Linked DNA regions of Homo sapiens: all the other regions are linked to region 2. A link is an interaction called in ENCODE POLR2A ChIA-PET data of the cell type or tissue named here. Cell type or tissue: GM12878. All regions are shown on one strand.

What was found. Peaks named below come from ENCODE experiments on the same cell type or tissue, not always from the same donor. Only the 100,000 strongest peaks of a DNase experiment are listed, where the experiment ranks them.
Region 1: POLR2A ChIA-PET joins it to region 2 with 5 read pairs; 6 of 35 experiments call an interaction of 5 or more read pairs at or near these places.
Region 3: POLR2A ChIA-PET joins it to region 2 with 5 read pairs; 3 of 35 experiments call an interaction of 5 or more read pairs at or near these places.

What each region holds. Positions count from the first base shown.
Region 1 is chr5:143,348,316-143,353,315 of GRCh38, forward strand. All of the region lies in intron 2 of NR3C1 (nuclear receptor subfamily 3 group C member 1), which reads right to left. Among named protein-coding and RNA genes, the nearest start is that of NR3C1, 53 kb to the right of the region's middle. RefSeq lists enhancers at 1,157-1,216, 2,501-2,600, 2,671-2,730, 4,503-4,572. In GM12878, no CTCF peak of the experiment used is centred here; no DNase peak of the experiment used is centred here; H3K4me3 peaks cover 791 bases; H3K27ac peaks cover 2,200 bases.
Region 2 is chr5:143,230,658-143,235,657 of GRCh38, forward strand. No RefSeq gene overlaps it. Among named protein-coding and RNA genes, the nearest start is that of ARHGAP26-IT1, 41 kb to the left of the region's middle. In GM12878, no CTCF peak of the experiment used is centred here; no DNase peak of the experiment used is centred here; H3K27ac peaks cover 1,875 bases.
Region 3 is chr5:142,972,883-142,977,882 of GRCh38, forward strand. All of the region lies in intron 11 of ARHGAP26 (Rho GTPase activating protein 26), which reads left to right. LOC107986457 (a long non-coding RNA gene) reads left to right here. Exons shown (of 2, transcript XR_001742909.3): 2 at 1-5,000. Among named protein-coding and RNA genes, the nearest start is that of ARHGAP26-AS1, 110 kb to the left of the region's middle. In GM12878, no CTCF peak of the experiment used is centred here; a DNase peak (open chromatin) is centred at 4,919; H3K27ac peaks cover 436 bases.

The DNA of each region.
Region 1 (5,000 bases), 120 kb after region 2:
TGATTTAATGATCAGACTAACATAGTTGATTCTAACTACTTGTAGATTCCACATCTGCAAGTTTACACATTTGCTACATTTTATTTGTAACCCCCAAATCCACACTTGCTTTCCTATCGATTCGTGGATAAGCACAGAATAGCAAAAAATTTGAGTCGACTGATATGCATGTTCCCAGCTGAAGTCAAACGAAGTGACACGCCACCTTCTTGTTTTAGCTCTCAAACTGTAAACAAGTGTCCTTTTCATGGTAAATTTAGTGGCACATTTTTTGAGTTTTGTGCTTTTTGTTGGGAATTTTGCTGTTTAAAATGGCCTCTATGCATAGTCCTGAAGTACTACCTAGAGTTCCCATGTACGAGAAGACTATGATGTACCTTACGAAGAAAGTACATGTATCATAAGTTTTGATCAGACATGATTTATAGTGCTGTTAGCCATGAGTTCAATGTTAATGAATCAACAATATATATTAAGTATGGTATCTTTAAATAGAAACACACATGAAACAAGGGCACAACTTAAAATTTTCCCATAAATATAGAAAGAGAATAGGTCTTACTGTATTTGTAAATATTTTTCCCTACAAATGCTCCTTGTATTATTGACAAAGGAAAACATCTGAATAATTTTTCTCTCCATGCATGCCAACCTGGTGAAATTTTACACAAATTCTTAATTATTGTTGCATTACATGTGGTAAAACTGAAGTGGAGGGAGGATCAGAGAGAGAAGCCTCTTCTACAGATTTCTCTCTTCTTAGTCCTCCAAGTTCCTGAGAAAGGATGAGGGGGGTCAAAGATGATCCTACTGTCTTTTTGTGGCGATTGTTAAACAGTGGTAGTATATTCTTTCTTAGTTGCTTTGCTTTACCAAAATGCAGGTTTCCCCAAGGATATCATTTTCCTTACAACACTATCTGATGATGGCTGTTCCTTCTCTAACTGCTTCTACCTGAGAGATTCAAGGTTAAGAAGGGTTAGCATCCCCTTCTTCACTGGACAATTGCCTACTCTCTTCATGATGACTCATCATTTCATGTTTGAGATCTATGAGTGGAACAGGCTCATATTTCTATCCCCTAATCCTTCTTACTATAATCTATCTTCTTAGAAGACTTTACCCCTTCTGTTTTGGAATCTGGCTCTCTTCCTCTCCAACTCTGCCATGCATCAGTATCCACTGTTATCAGATAGTGGACTCTATCCACACCCAGGCCTTGGGTTTTTGCTTCAGTTATAGTGGTTTAAAACACAGTATTTCCTAAAACAAACTCTTCTTCTAGGTTTTAACCTGCTGCTTTCCTGCAGCTTTCATAGCCTTGTTTCCTAGTCTTGAAACTTACCCTCTTCCTGTTCTCTTTCTCATTTCTTCATACATCTAACAAATATTTTGAGAGCTTATCATATACTAGGCACTGGGGTATACCACAGTGAAAAACACAAACATGAACCTTTGCTCTCCCAAAACTTTTAGACTAGCAGGAGCTGTAGAGACGAGTACACAGTAGTTGTAATACAATGAGGCAAATGCTAGGATAGGGGACACACCTGGTGCGGTGATGGTACTGAAGAGGGATATCTAACCCAAACGTGGGAGATCAAGAATGGGCCTGCATGACAATGTGATATTCAGCTGGATTTTGGAGGAAGAGGAGAAGTGAAAAGGAGATGAAGGTTAGACGTGAGGTGAAGTATAGGGAACAGCATTATGCAAAGACACAGAGCCAAGAAAGAGGGAAGTAAAGGCAGTTTAGAAAGGTTATACAATAAAAAGCTCACCAAATCATAAAAGACCCTGTAAGCCATGGTAAACCCTTAGACTGTACTCAGGACAGTGAGAACCCTAGGGTGTTCTAAAGAGGGGACTAATCTGATCACATGTTTATGTTTGAAAGCTCTAGCTGCAGTATAGAATATAGATTGAAGATGACAAGGGAGCCAGTCAAGATGATGATGCAGTCATCCAGCTACAAAATTATGGTAGCCTGGCTTAAGGTAGGAGCAGTTAAGAATATAAGTAGAAGGGTTTGCGAGGTATTTATTTAGTCCAATCTATGAGGCCTAATGACTGAAATTATGTGCACAGAGAGGGGAAAAGGGTAGTTAGGGATTATGTCCAGATTTCTGCTTTGGGGTTGATAGCACCATATATTTCCTGAGATAGGGACTACAGGAGAAAGAGGAAGCAGGCCTTAGAATAAGTCAATGAATTATTCTGGACATGTTGTGTTTGAGAGACCTATAACTCATCCAAGAAAAGATACCCAGTTAGATAGTTGGAAATATGGGTCAGGAGGCAAAGAGATACATCTGAGCTGGAGATACAGTAGATATGGCTGTCCTTTGCATAAGGACAAATGGTAACTGAAGCAACAGAAAAGGATGGGATCACTTAGAGAAGGAGAAAATGAGAAGAGGGCCTAGCACAAAGCTCTGAGAAACTCTGAAAGAAGAACTTGCCAAGAGGCTAGAGAAGTAGAAGGAGGAAAACTAGAAACAGAATTGTGTCACAGAAACCACTGGCAGATGCCTTTACAAACAGGATCCTGGTGTCTAGCACAGGGCTGGTGCCAACAGTAGGTTACTGGAAAGTGCCCACTGAATTTAAGGACAAGCAGGTCACTGATAACCTTGGAAAGGTCAATGTGAATGGAGTGGAAGCAGAAAACCAGTGATTCTGTAAGGTCAATGAATTGCCTCATACTTTCCAAATGACTCCCACATCTATCCTTTTATTTCCTTCCCTACTGCTACCACTCCAGTTAATGCTTTTACTACTTCTTGCCAGACCTTTAGTAATGACTCATATAACTGCCTTCGTATGTAGTCTCTCTTCGAGAACTGTCTCCCCAAACAAAACAAAGCAACATACAGCTCATCCTATGTACAACTGCCAGAGTAATATTTCTAAGGTACAGCTTAGAACAAGTCAATCCTGGCTTAAAAACATAATGGTTCTCTACTGCCTTCAGAGTAAAACCCAAACCTCTTAGCATGATGTTCAAAGCCTTCCATTATTTGGTCCCAATCTAACTGTCCAGCCATATCGCCCACATTCCAAACACCTATCTTTATAAAAAAATGCTGACTTTAAAAAAATTAAAGCCATTCAAAGAGTCAGGATTATAGACATACAGACAAGAATAATTTTCCTCTTTTGTTGAGGAAAAAAAGATGTGTCCAGGGCTCTCTTCATTTATTCACCAAAATGAACAAACAGCATCTGACAGAACAGAACTGTCATAAAACACAGACAATTGTCCCTTTTGTGTTGTGGCATGAAACACATGGCTTACAGAGAAAAAAAATGGTGTTTTAGCATTTAATAACACATTTGATCAATATTAATCTGTTACAGAAAACATTTCTACTCTATTATTAGCTAACTTATTTTATATTCTCAGCTAAGTAAAATGACAAAAAATTTATAAAGATATAACTTTCTTTATAAAGGTTCTCCCCAGCAATCCTGTAGAAGCTATCCGATGGTTCCTAATTGAAAGATGGTAGTTTTTACATACTTCACTAACCTAGCAAGTGTGATAGCTTTGCACCTATACTACAAGCTAGTTGGGAAATAATTATATAGGTAAAAAGCCATTTTAGGCTTTCAGACCAATTTTAATCCAAACAGATGAGAGAGACCTATAACAAATTTAAGAGAAGATGTTCTAAAGATGACCTAATAATAGATGAAGAGAGTTTTGTTATATAATTTTAGGGGTAGCTTAATCCCTTCACAACATTCCTAGTCATTTAACTTTTCTGGGGTGGCTTTCTAATATTTTATACAATCACACACATGCACAAACACACACATGCATGCACACACAATGCGGTATGCTGATGACAAAATATGCTTAGCAAAAACTTTGTCCTTCTATAATTTGGTCTGCTTGTCTTGGTACTACATTGTAATATGGGGTAAGTGGTTGTAAAGTGATCCTAGGATTGATCATAAGAAGATTACTGTGTACTTTATAAATTCTATATCCCAAAGAAATAACAGCTATTAAAAGTATTCTTACTGAGATTGGTATAATGAGTTTTCATATTATGAACTGCAAGAATTGGCTATCTCAGACATATTTTCTTGGTTTATATCCTTCCCTAATTATAATTTATCATGTTCTTCAGTTAGAGAAAAACATTTTCATCCATATTACTGAACTCTCAACATATTCTACGTTTTTTTTATATGCTGGGTTTTTTACTTGCAAAATAATATTAATACAGGCATACCTCTGAGATATTTCAGGTTCGGTTCTAGACCACAATAAAGTGAATATTGCAACAAAGCAAGTCAGACGAATTTTTTGGTTTCCCACTACATATAAAAGTTATATTTATACTATACTGTAGTCTATTAAGTGTGCAATAGCATTGTGTCTTTAAAAATGTATTTACCTTAATCTTAAAATATTGCTTAAAAATGCTAACAATCATTTGAACTTTCAGTGAGTTGTAATCTTTTTCCTTGTGGAGGGTCTTGCTTCAGTGTTGATGCCTGCTGACTGATCAGAGAGGTGGTTGCTGAAGGTGGGGTGGCTGTGGCAATTTCTTAAAGTAGACAACAATGAAGTTTCACTTTTCTTTTCATAAAAGATTTCTTTGTAGCACGAGATGCTGTTTGATAGCATTTTACCCACAGTAGAAACTCTTTCAAAACTGGAATGAATCCACTCAAACCATGCTGCTGCTTTACCAATTAAGTTTATGTAATACTCTAAATCCTTTGTTGTTATTTCAACAAGGTTCACAGAATCTTCACCAGGAGTAGATTCCATCTCAAGAAAAAAATTTATTTGCTCATTTGTCCATAAGAAGCAACTCCTCATCCATTCACGTTTTCTCATGAGATTGCAGCAATTCCGTCACATTTTCGGGCTCCACTTCTAATTCTAGTTCTCTTGCTGTTTCTACCACATCTGCAGTGACTTCCTAAACTGAAGTGTTGAACCCCTCAAATTCATCTATAACTGTTGGAATCAACTTCTT
Region 2 (5,000 bases):
CCCACAGCACTTAGCAACTCCTGTCGCACTGTAAATCTGTCACGTCTCTTACGTCATTGGCTCCATGAAGCCTGCTGCAACTTCCTATTAGCTGAAAGCCAGGTAGCTTTGATGCCTTCCCCAGGCCAACCAGCAAATTAGTAAAAACGTGAGTCCATGGGTTCTTTCTTTAGGTGCCAAATCACATCTTACCCTCCAGGTCTTGTGCCCACCGTAAACTTGAAATATTTGTTCTGACACTGTGGCTGGATGTCCTTTTGGGATTTGTGGGTGGGGGTAGATTATTGGAAAGAATTATTAACTGTTTTTCTACCTTTTCTGAATCTTCGTGACAAAGAAAAGGAGTAGTCATGCTTGCCTCACCTGTGATGAGCAAGTTGAAATTATGGCCGTAGAGGATGGCCATCTTTCTGTTACACCTTTTCTCCTATCACACCATTTTTCTCCCTCATGTACTTTCTACCTATAATTAATTCATGATTTGTCATCAAATGTTTGAGGCCCATCTTGCTCTTAATAAACAGCTCAGTTAGGACAGAGACCAGGTCTTGTTCATCTCTGCCCAGTACCCAGCCCAGGGCTGGCATGCAGCAGGTGCTCATAGCCCCTGGGTGGGCTGACCAAGGGGAAAAAAAGTGGGGAAAGCACTGCACTAGAAGGCAGTTCCTCCTCCCTGTTTTACTCTACAGTTATAGTTGGAAGAAAGAAATTGCATGTTATTACACTTGGGTACTTGAACACAGGGTAACTTTGTGACCCTTGGCAAAACGCACCATTTGCTCACATACTGGGATTGGAGCTTGTGGGAGGAAGACCTCCCACCCTCCACTCAGGCACACACAGCCACATTCTTTCCCAGCCTCCTTGGCTGGTGCTGGGCACAAGAAACCATCTGGAGAAGCAGCTGACCAAGAGCCCGAGACCCTGTGCTGTCATCTGGGTTACTTAGGGGTTGTTTCATGAACCTTATGTGAAAAGGGCCTGCCTTCAAGCAAAACCACATCAGAATCACCCCCAAACATAAAAGAAGTATTCCTTTGTAAAGTCCCTTCACGGAAATTCCACACTGTCCCACAGGAGTTTGGTCTGATATCTAACACTCTCACTGAGGGAATTCTTTGGGTCTGACTGAAGTTTCCCATGTGGCAGCTTAAGTCCATTTCCGTTCTGTTTTTCCTTACAGTGGGGAGTAACTGGCCATGGCCCATTGAGAGCAATCACCCTCGATTTTTTATGTTTCCATTCAGCCATCAGTTATTGACCACCTCTTCCATGCCGGAGCTGCTACAACCAGGAAGTGTAAGACATGATCTCTGTCTTCAGGGAACTCAAAATTGGCTTCTGCCATAGGGAAATATACAAGGAACAGCGTTTGCCATGTGGTATGACCATACTAGCAGTGTGTGGCAGGTAGTGCAGTGCGATGAGGAAGAGGCATCCTTCCTACTGGGAAATAGGAACCAGAGAAAGTTTCACGGAAGAGGTGGCATTCAAGATGGACCTTGAAAGATAGAGAAGAGTTTCCCACTTAGGCAAATGGAGACATGTCCCAAGCAGAAGGACAGCAAGGATCAAGAATGAAGGGGGGAGAGAGAGAAATGGGGAAGGTGGGAGTGGGGAGAAAGAGCAGAGAGAGAGAGGTGGCTGGGTGGTTAGGTATGATTTCAATGTGACTGAAACATGAGGAGTCAGGGCTTTCTGGAGAATTGAAAACTCTAGTCACCCTTACCCACCCCGCCTGTTAGCCTTTAGGCTCTGTTTTCTCTCAATGACTGACAATATTAGCTAACATTTAACTAGGTACCTAACGCTGTACTATATTAATCACTGAATCCCCAAGACATTTGAATGAAGTTCTATAATCATCTATAATTATAGATGAGAAAACTGAGGATCAGGGAGGTCACACAAGCCAGGTGGCGGTGAACCTAAAGTTCAAACACAGGTCTCTCTGCTTCTACAGCCCATATGACTTTTTTTTTTTTTTTGGAGATGGAGTCTCAGTCTGTTGCCCAGGCTAGAGTGCAGTGGTGTGATTCCAGCTCACTGCAGCCTCCACCTCCTCGATTCCAGCAATTCTCCTGCCTCAGCCTCCTGAGTAGTTGGCATTACAGGTGCAAGCCACCATGCCCAGCTAATTTTTGTATTTTATTTATTTATTTATTTATTTATTTTCAGTAGAGACAGTGTTTCACCATGTTGGCCAGGCTGGTCTCGAACTCCTGACCTCAGGCAATCTGCCTGCCTCAGCCTCCCAATGTGCTGGGACCATATGACCTTTTAAAACTTCCAAATTTATTTATAGATACACACACATAATTTTACATAAATGCATAATCACATCACACGTGATCACTTTAAAATTTCGTGGCAGTTTTTCCTTCTGGTTTTGATTTGGTTCTTCCATCCCCCACATCAGCCTCCTCCCTTTGCAGAACCCATGTTGACAACCTCATTTTGCCCTTCTCAGCAGTGAGCCCTTCAGAAAGCACAATCTCTGGCACACACTCAGCTTTGGTTTTCCAGTGGCAGGAATAAGAGCAGGAAATGTTTGGATTAAAAATTTTCTTTCCTTCTAGGAGCCCTCTGCTTACTCATCTTGGGTGAATAGTTCCCCATTTCTTGAGCTCTGTGCAGATACTCCTCATTCCCTGGGCAGCCCCGGGGACTCCAGCTGCAAGTGTTGGCCAGTCACTTCATCTTTGGGGATGTGGCATGGAGGCAGCCCCCACAGAGGGCCCAGCCGTGCTTTGCTGGCTGGAAATATGTAATGTGAAATTTTTAAAAAATTTAACAATGTGAGGCCGGACACGGTGGCTCACGACTGTAATCCCAGCACTTTGGGAGGCTGAGGCGGGCGGATCACGAGGTCAGGAGATGGAGACCATCCTGACTAACATGGTGAAACCCCGTCTCTACTAAAAATACAAAGAATTAGCCGGGCGTGGTGGCAGGTGCCTATAGTCCCAGCTACTTGGGAGGCTGAGGCCGGAGAATGGTGTGAACCCAGGAGGCAGAGCTTGCAGTGAGCCGAGATTGCGCCACTGCGCTCCAGCCTGGGCAACAGACCCAGACTCCATCTCAAAAAAAAAAAAAAAAAAAAAAAAAACTTAACGATGTGAAAATGGCTCCTTTCTCCACCCCGATCCAGCTGCCGACAACAGACCTTCAGGCTCTATGGGATTGCCAGGGAAATCCCATGAGCGTGTGTCTTCTTCTGGGAGAACCAGTGTGTTTCTAACCCGATCTTCTAATGCTTAAAAATAGATCATTTTCATGGCATTTGAACCCCCTCTTGAGCCTAATGAGATTTAAAGAAGTCAGAGCTAGCAGAGAGAGCACGAAGACTCAAAGCAGATGATGGGTGAGTATCTGTAGGGCACAGGAATAGTGGGAGTCAACTAAGGTGGGCTTACTGAGCAAGACTCTCACTCAAGTCTCCTACACTCCCTGAAGGGGGCTAAACTGTTGCATGTTAAGAGGCCAGTGATGAAGTCTGTCTCATTGATGGAGCACTTCCATGTTATGGGCATTGTACTAATTGCTCTACATTAGTCTCATTTAATTCTCAAATCAGCTCATGAAATAGGTGCTGTTGTTACCCTATTTTGTAGATGAAGAAGCCAAACATTAGATTGGGCAACTTGTTCAAAGTCACAGAGTTAATAAATAACAGAGCAGAGAATCAACCCCAGTGGGCTGACACTAGAGCTTAACGCTTAACTCCCATACTCTTGACGCTCTTAATTCCCGTACTATTCTCACTCTGGGAACGATCTCAGAAGCTCCACTCCCCAAACGTCCTTCACTTCTTTCACCCCAAGGGAATATCTTTTGTTTTGTCTGCTTGGCATCCAGTACCCATCTTTCTGGTAACAGCACCTCTGTTTTCCTTTGGGGAGCCACCCTGCCTCTCCCCTCACCTTGGGTTCCATGGGTTTGGGTGAGCTGGCATCAACCCGTGATCCAACCGTGAACCTGTGACCCTGCTCTGGCCTATGAGATCATCACATCTACCCAGCCAAAGTGATTGATTGATTCAGGAATGGGCACAGGGCCTAGTTAAGTCCCCAGTGCCAGGGCTTTGTCCTGGGGAATGGTATACAGGACACAGCAGAGGAATTCATCCTATCGGGAAAGAATAGTAAGTGCTCTTTCCCCCAGCCTCGATGTCTCCTCAGCATGAACACTGTCTGCCACTTGTCTTCGTTTAGAGGCCCAGTATAAAGGCTCCTATACTTTATGTTGACTATTTACTGAGATTTTAATAGGGTACCTCTCAGAAAAGTTGTTTCAGATAGCAAGCAGAAGATGTGAAATATTCATTACAATATAAAATGGACAAACAGTGTCCCACTTTGATCAATCCTGGAATGATTTCACTAAAAGAAAAATCTAGGCCAGGTGCTGTGGCTCATGCCTGTAATCCCAACACTTTGGGAGGCTGAGGTGGGAGTACTGCTTGAGCTTAAGTGTTTGAGACCAGCCTGGGCAAGATGGTGAGACCTCCATCTCTGCAAAAAAATGTAAAAATTAGCCGAGCACAGTGGCACATGCCTGTAGTCCCAGCTTCTTGAGAAGCTGAGGCAGGAGTATCCCTTGAGCCCAGGAAGTCGAGGATACAGTGAGCCGTGATCATGTCATTGCACTCCAGCTAAGCTACAAAGTGAGACAGTCTAAAAAAAAATTAAGAAAAACAGAAAGAAAAGACTTTATGCCTTCCTCCACTCTGGAAGCAAAGCTTATTTTTAAAATACTGACTCTCGTTCTCCATTCTGGGCCAGGAAAAGCCATGACTGGATCTCATAAGAATAGGGAGGAATTGTGTCATACAGAGGCCTCTGCAAATACTTTCCCAACCACAGTTGATTCAAGTCGTCACTTGATGATTTGGCCCATCCCAGGGGTGCATCAGTGTTGAGACATTTCACCCTGGAGTTCTTACAAAGGACCCCTCAGTCAGTTGTAATAAAGAATGGCAATAAATCATGCCCAGATCA
Region 3 (5,000 bases), 260 kb before region 2:
TTACATATAATTGAGATCATGCAATATTGTTATTATTTTAATTTTTTTCTGTGATGTTTTTAAAATGGTAAATATTTCTGTGTATTGGAAATAAGTTTCTCTAAACAAATTTTTATTTCATTTTATACCATATTTTATTAAATTTTAATTGTTAATAAGGATTGATTTGGGGTTGTTTTAGATTGGTAATTCCCCCTAGTCCAGTTGACTGAGAGTTAACTGCAGGATGAAAATGGACCCTGACAGCTCAGAGTGGGCTAGAACAAATGCCAGAACTACAGGTAAGGGTGTTTGTTGCAGCATTGGTGGAAAAGCTAAGATAGATAGAAGAGATCGTTAAAAAGGCATTGCTCAAAATAGCTTACTAGTATGGGACTGACAATTTCCATTATGTGTATCCATACCGTGGAGTCCTGTGCAGTATTTTCTATGTGATGCAGGTCTGTGTGTCCTTTTAAGAAAAGCACTGTGACAGTAGCGACATCCAAAACTTCTTGAATAATGTGATCTCATTTGAGTAAATAAAAGGATGTTTATGAAGTCTGTGCACATGCTCTTCCTTGTATATAAATAATTTCTAGAGATGATACTCAAAAATCGTTGAAATGTTCGGGGAGCGAGAATAGAGAATTTTAACCTTCCATTTTTAAACTTTTCTGTATAGTTTGATTTTACTCCATGCACAAGTGTTAGTTTTATTTTTAAAATAACAGTCCTAAAAGTAACACTTATTGGTTATGAATGAAAGAGAAATTTCAGTAATAAAACCCAGTTAAGTTCCTTAATTAAAATAAATCCATGGGTGTGGTTTTAGTAGCTAGGTCTGTTACATACCTTAAGACCCAGGACATTTCTTTTCTCTCCCTCCTCCCAGGCTTTATGAAACTATAGTTATTTATTTCATAGATGTTTAAAAGTAGGTCAGCAACACAACCAGAAAAAGACTCTCCGTTGGTTTAGGGGGAGGTGGGTGGGAGGGCGCTAGCAGAGGACATCAGGTTGGCTTCCTTGATCTTCCTCTGCCTTTTTGTGTTTGTTGCTGGTTTCTAACCATTTTCCTCCCTTTTCCCACATACATTTTGAAGATTATTTTAGACTGGGCAGTGCCCTAACATTTTTAGCTTTTGCCTTCTGTATTTTTACAGCATGTTTTTAGAGTCTGTTTATTTTCTTAGTGTCTATTTGATCAGTTCCTTTAAATTTTATATCTAGTGCTTTATTGCTTCATATCCTGCTTGCTTCTGCTATAGTTTAGTGTGCATCTGACTTTGGTCATTCCGTTGCTATCCTGTTCCATTTATCCCTTTTATGTTTGTATTTCAGTTTTTTTTTTTTTAAATATCTGAATAATTCAATGTCTCCAACCCAAATAGCCAGTGAAACTTTTCTCGACCTACCTGGTTACGATGGCTGAAATGATACAAGCAACCATCAGGCAGGAAGGGCTCTGGTTCTCGATGGTGTATTATTGTTCTGACAGCTAAACCCTGGCAGGATGATGCCTACAGGCTCCTAATATGGAGCGCGAATGTTTGGAAATGTTGGAAAATTACAGGCAATGGCCCTCTTTACATGGGCTTTTCATGGGAATAGATGAATTCATATACAAATATTGCTTAATGTTTTATTTTAAGAGGCAGTAACTCTACAAACTGATGAAATGTTTACAACGTGTTTTTTCTGAACATTAACTCATGTAAAGTGTTTGTGGTTCTCATGGCTCCCATCATGGGTGGATGAGGAAGCAGAGCCTCCTCCACATTCAAGCCTTCTGACTGCAGGGCTCCGCTCCCGCCTGAGCTTTTCCTTCCATCCTCGCTTGTCTTCACATCAGTAATACTGAAAGTATTTGGCAAGCTGAGCTTCTAGAAAGTGATACATTTTTGGAAAGATTTTTTCCTCCTCAACTATTTAGCATTGTGAATAGTTTCCCCTTTTGTTCCTTTCGCCCTCTGTCCCTCAGGCCGTGTTATTTTCAAGACCTTCCATTCCATTTTGCTAGCCTCCCTTGTTCCACATCCATACCTCCCTTCTCATACTTTTCATTCCACCTGAAGAGTGGGAAATGGCTTTTTCCATTAATCCTGCCTTGCTTTTCCTGTAAGATCTAGCACCAAACCTCCCTCTTCCCAGAAGTCTTGTCTGACGTGGTACATCCAACTTCAATCGTTTCAAATCTCCATTGGCCCTCCCCTACAGTTCTGAAAGATTCTGTCTTACACATGGGGTGGTCGAGGAGGGGAGGCAGGTTTGTAATGGAAATGATGGTAGACTGAGCAAGGAGATGTAGCATCTGCTTCCCTTGTGCTGCTAAACGGCATGGACTTGGAAAAGCTGCTCACCCCTCCTAGGCCTGTGGTTCTGCAGCTTTAATATAAAAGGGGTAGGACTAGAGAACTGCGTCTACAGTAGTGATTTTCAAATTATGTTTCAAGAATCTTTGGGACTCTACAGTTGCTGAGGTGAAAGAAACCTTTCTCCCAGCTTCTTCCAGAGCTGCCCTGCTTTCATCTTGCTGGTGTACTGGGGTTTCACATTCAATTTTTATCTGTCTGTCTATTTTTGATAAAAGATATTCTGTACTAATAGTTTTAAAACCATCAGATTAAATGACCTGAATGTGGTTATTGTTTCTTACACATAGTTAGCTACTTAATAAATAGTTTTAATTCAACTTAGCTTTGATCATTTAGCAAACTATAAAGATGATCCCTGAAAGTTTAGTCTTAGCTTTGTTCTTTAGATGTTTCTTGTGTGTATCATCTCCCAATCGACAGTCAGTAAACTTCATCATTCCCAGTACCTAAGATTGCAGTGTGTATACTTGTGTATACTTTATTACCCAGCGTCCCTGAGATTACTTAATAAAGGATTTTATAGGATAAAAGTAGCTCCAGTCTTTGTGTCCTGGGTTGCCTGGAGAGTATTAAGAAAACATAATAAAATTGGTTGAGGTGTACCATACATGTATTTATCTTACATGAATTCAACTATAAGCATTCTGCAAATAACAAGAATATAATGTGGCCTCTGAACACCAGTAACTGCTTTGTCTGGTGCTCAGCTGAATAAACCACCGTATGGAGGAAAAACTCTCCGTGGAACTTAGTGACAGGCAGTACAGTACAGTTTAAACAAAGCAAAGTATATTATGCCATATGCCCGGCTTAAGGGCTTTTCACGAGAAATTCTCACTCTATCTGGATTTTGCCTTAAATGTTAGCTGTAGAACCTAACACCCAAGTAAAGATATGGTATCATCATATTCTATTTCACTTCATTGGAAGCTCTTTCCCATGAAGGATTCTGCAGATTTTTAATACATGGTGATGCTTCCATAAAGTACTCCTTTAAAGCATTTGAAATAATCTGTTTGAAATAGGAGTATGAAACCATTTAGAAAGCACCTCTCTAAAGGAAATTAAGTTTATGAAGTGAATAAGTGAACTAATGTCATGCTAGCAGCCTGTGTAGAGGATCTACTGCTTCTGAGGGACAGGGGTTATCGGCTAAAGGAAGGACAGATCTCTTGATCCCTATTTGGCCCTTTTGCTAACCCTGAAAGTAGCCCAAGAGCAAGGCCTCTGAAATGCTAGGACATTTGACCCAATCATTATTACTACATTTTTGTATAGTCTCAATGGAGTCTTTAACATCCATACATAATAGATGTATCCATCCAATATAAATTCAATGAATAAAAGCGCACCTAAGTAAGACTGTGTATTGAAAAATGCAACGTTCATAAGATATCCTGTTGGGAAAAGATATTTTTTTACATGCCAAAAATACAAATTGAGACTTTACTAAACTAGATTGGAAAGACAGTTCTGTAGAGACATCTGGTTCCCTGTAGGTGGAATTTCAACTCTTAAAAGCGAGCATATCAACTTAAATAGTATGTGAACTAGAGAATTTAGATTTTGAACCTGCTGGTTCAAACTTTTCTGTGTTTGCCATCATCCTCAGGTAGGTTCTCCTCATCGTGTCAAAGATAGGCCCTTGGAGACCAGGAGAAGCTCCTGGTCTGTACCCTACCCATTTGCACGCAAGAGTACACCTCTGTGGTAATAGTTCCAGCAAAAGTCCCAGGGCAGGCTCTTTCATTGGCCTGGGCCAGGTTCTGTATTCATCCCTAAAGTGGTCACTGTGACTGAGGCCACTCCTGAGTCATATGCTAGCCCTGGGGTTAGCTCCGCCCAACCACACAGACAGAGCTGAGGGAAGGAGTACACTAAAGGAAAATTGAGAAGTTTTAGTTAGAAAGTGGGGATGGATTCTGGGCTGGCAGAAAGAACAGATGTTCCTCATAATGAGCAATTGCAAGGGCTCATACAAGACAAGTTTCAGAGGGGCTATTGATGGTGTGGGTAAAGAAAATTATATAAAAGTAACACCTCAACCCGCGGTTCTTCCTTGAGATTATGGTTCCTTTTATTTCACAATTTGTGGCATTGCTGGGCCAATAAAGAGAACTTCAAACAGATATTCCACATTCTTTTATTGGCACACAGAGGGCCATCAATTAACCTTATTAAAAAAAAAACAACAGTGGAAGAATCCTGTTTTGAAATCTTGATTTGCTTTAAAAGCACGTAGATGGTTGTTGACAGATTTTTGTTGGTCCTGGGGCTGCCACAGGTCAGCCAGGTGTTTTTTTCCCCCTGCTGGATACGGATCTTTGGACATTTGCCTCCAGTCTTTGCGTTGAACTCAGCAGTTTCCTGGGTGAGGAGGCAACCTTTGTGTGCTCAGCTTCTTCCAAAGCAGCTGTCTCTAGAAGTTGCTAGCCATCTCCTGGTTAAGAAAGAAGATGGAAGGTGGTAGGGAGAGGAAGCAAAAACATTTCACACTGCCTCCCCAAAGACAGATCTGTTATCCTGCCTTGACCACAAAAATTCACGGAGGAAGTCAGTGAGTCAGAGATGCGCCAGGGTGTAAGTTGTCAGCACAGTTCAGCGAGCTCTGGTATCTTGTGTTTCTCTGTTCGTACCACTACT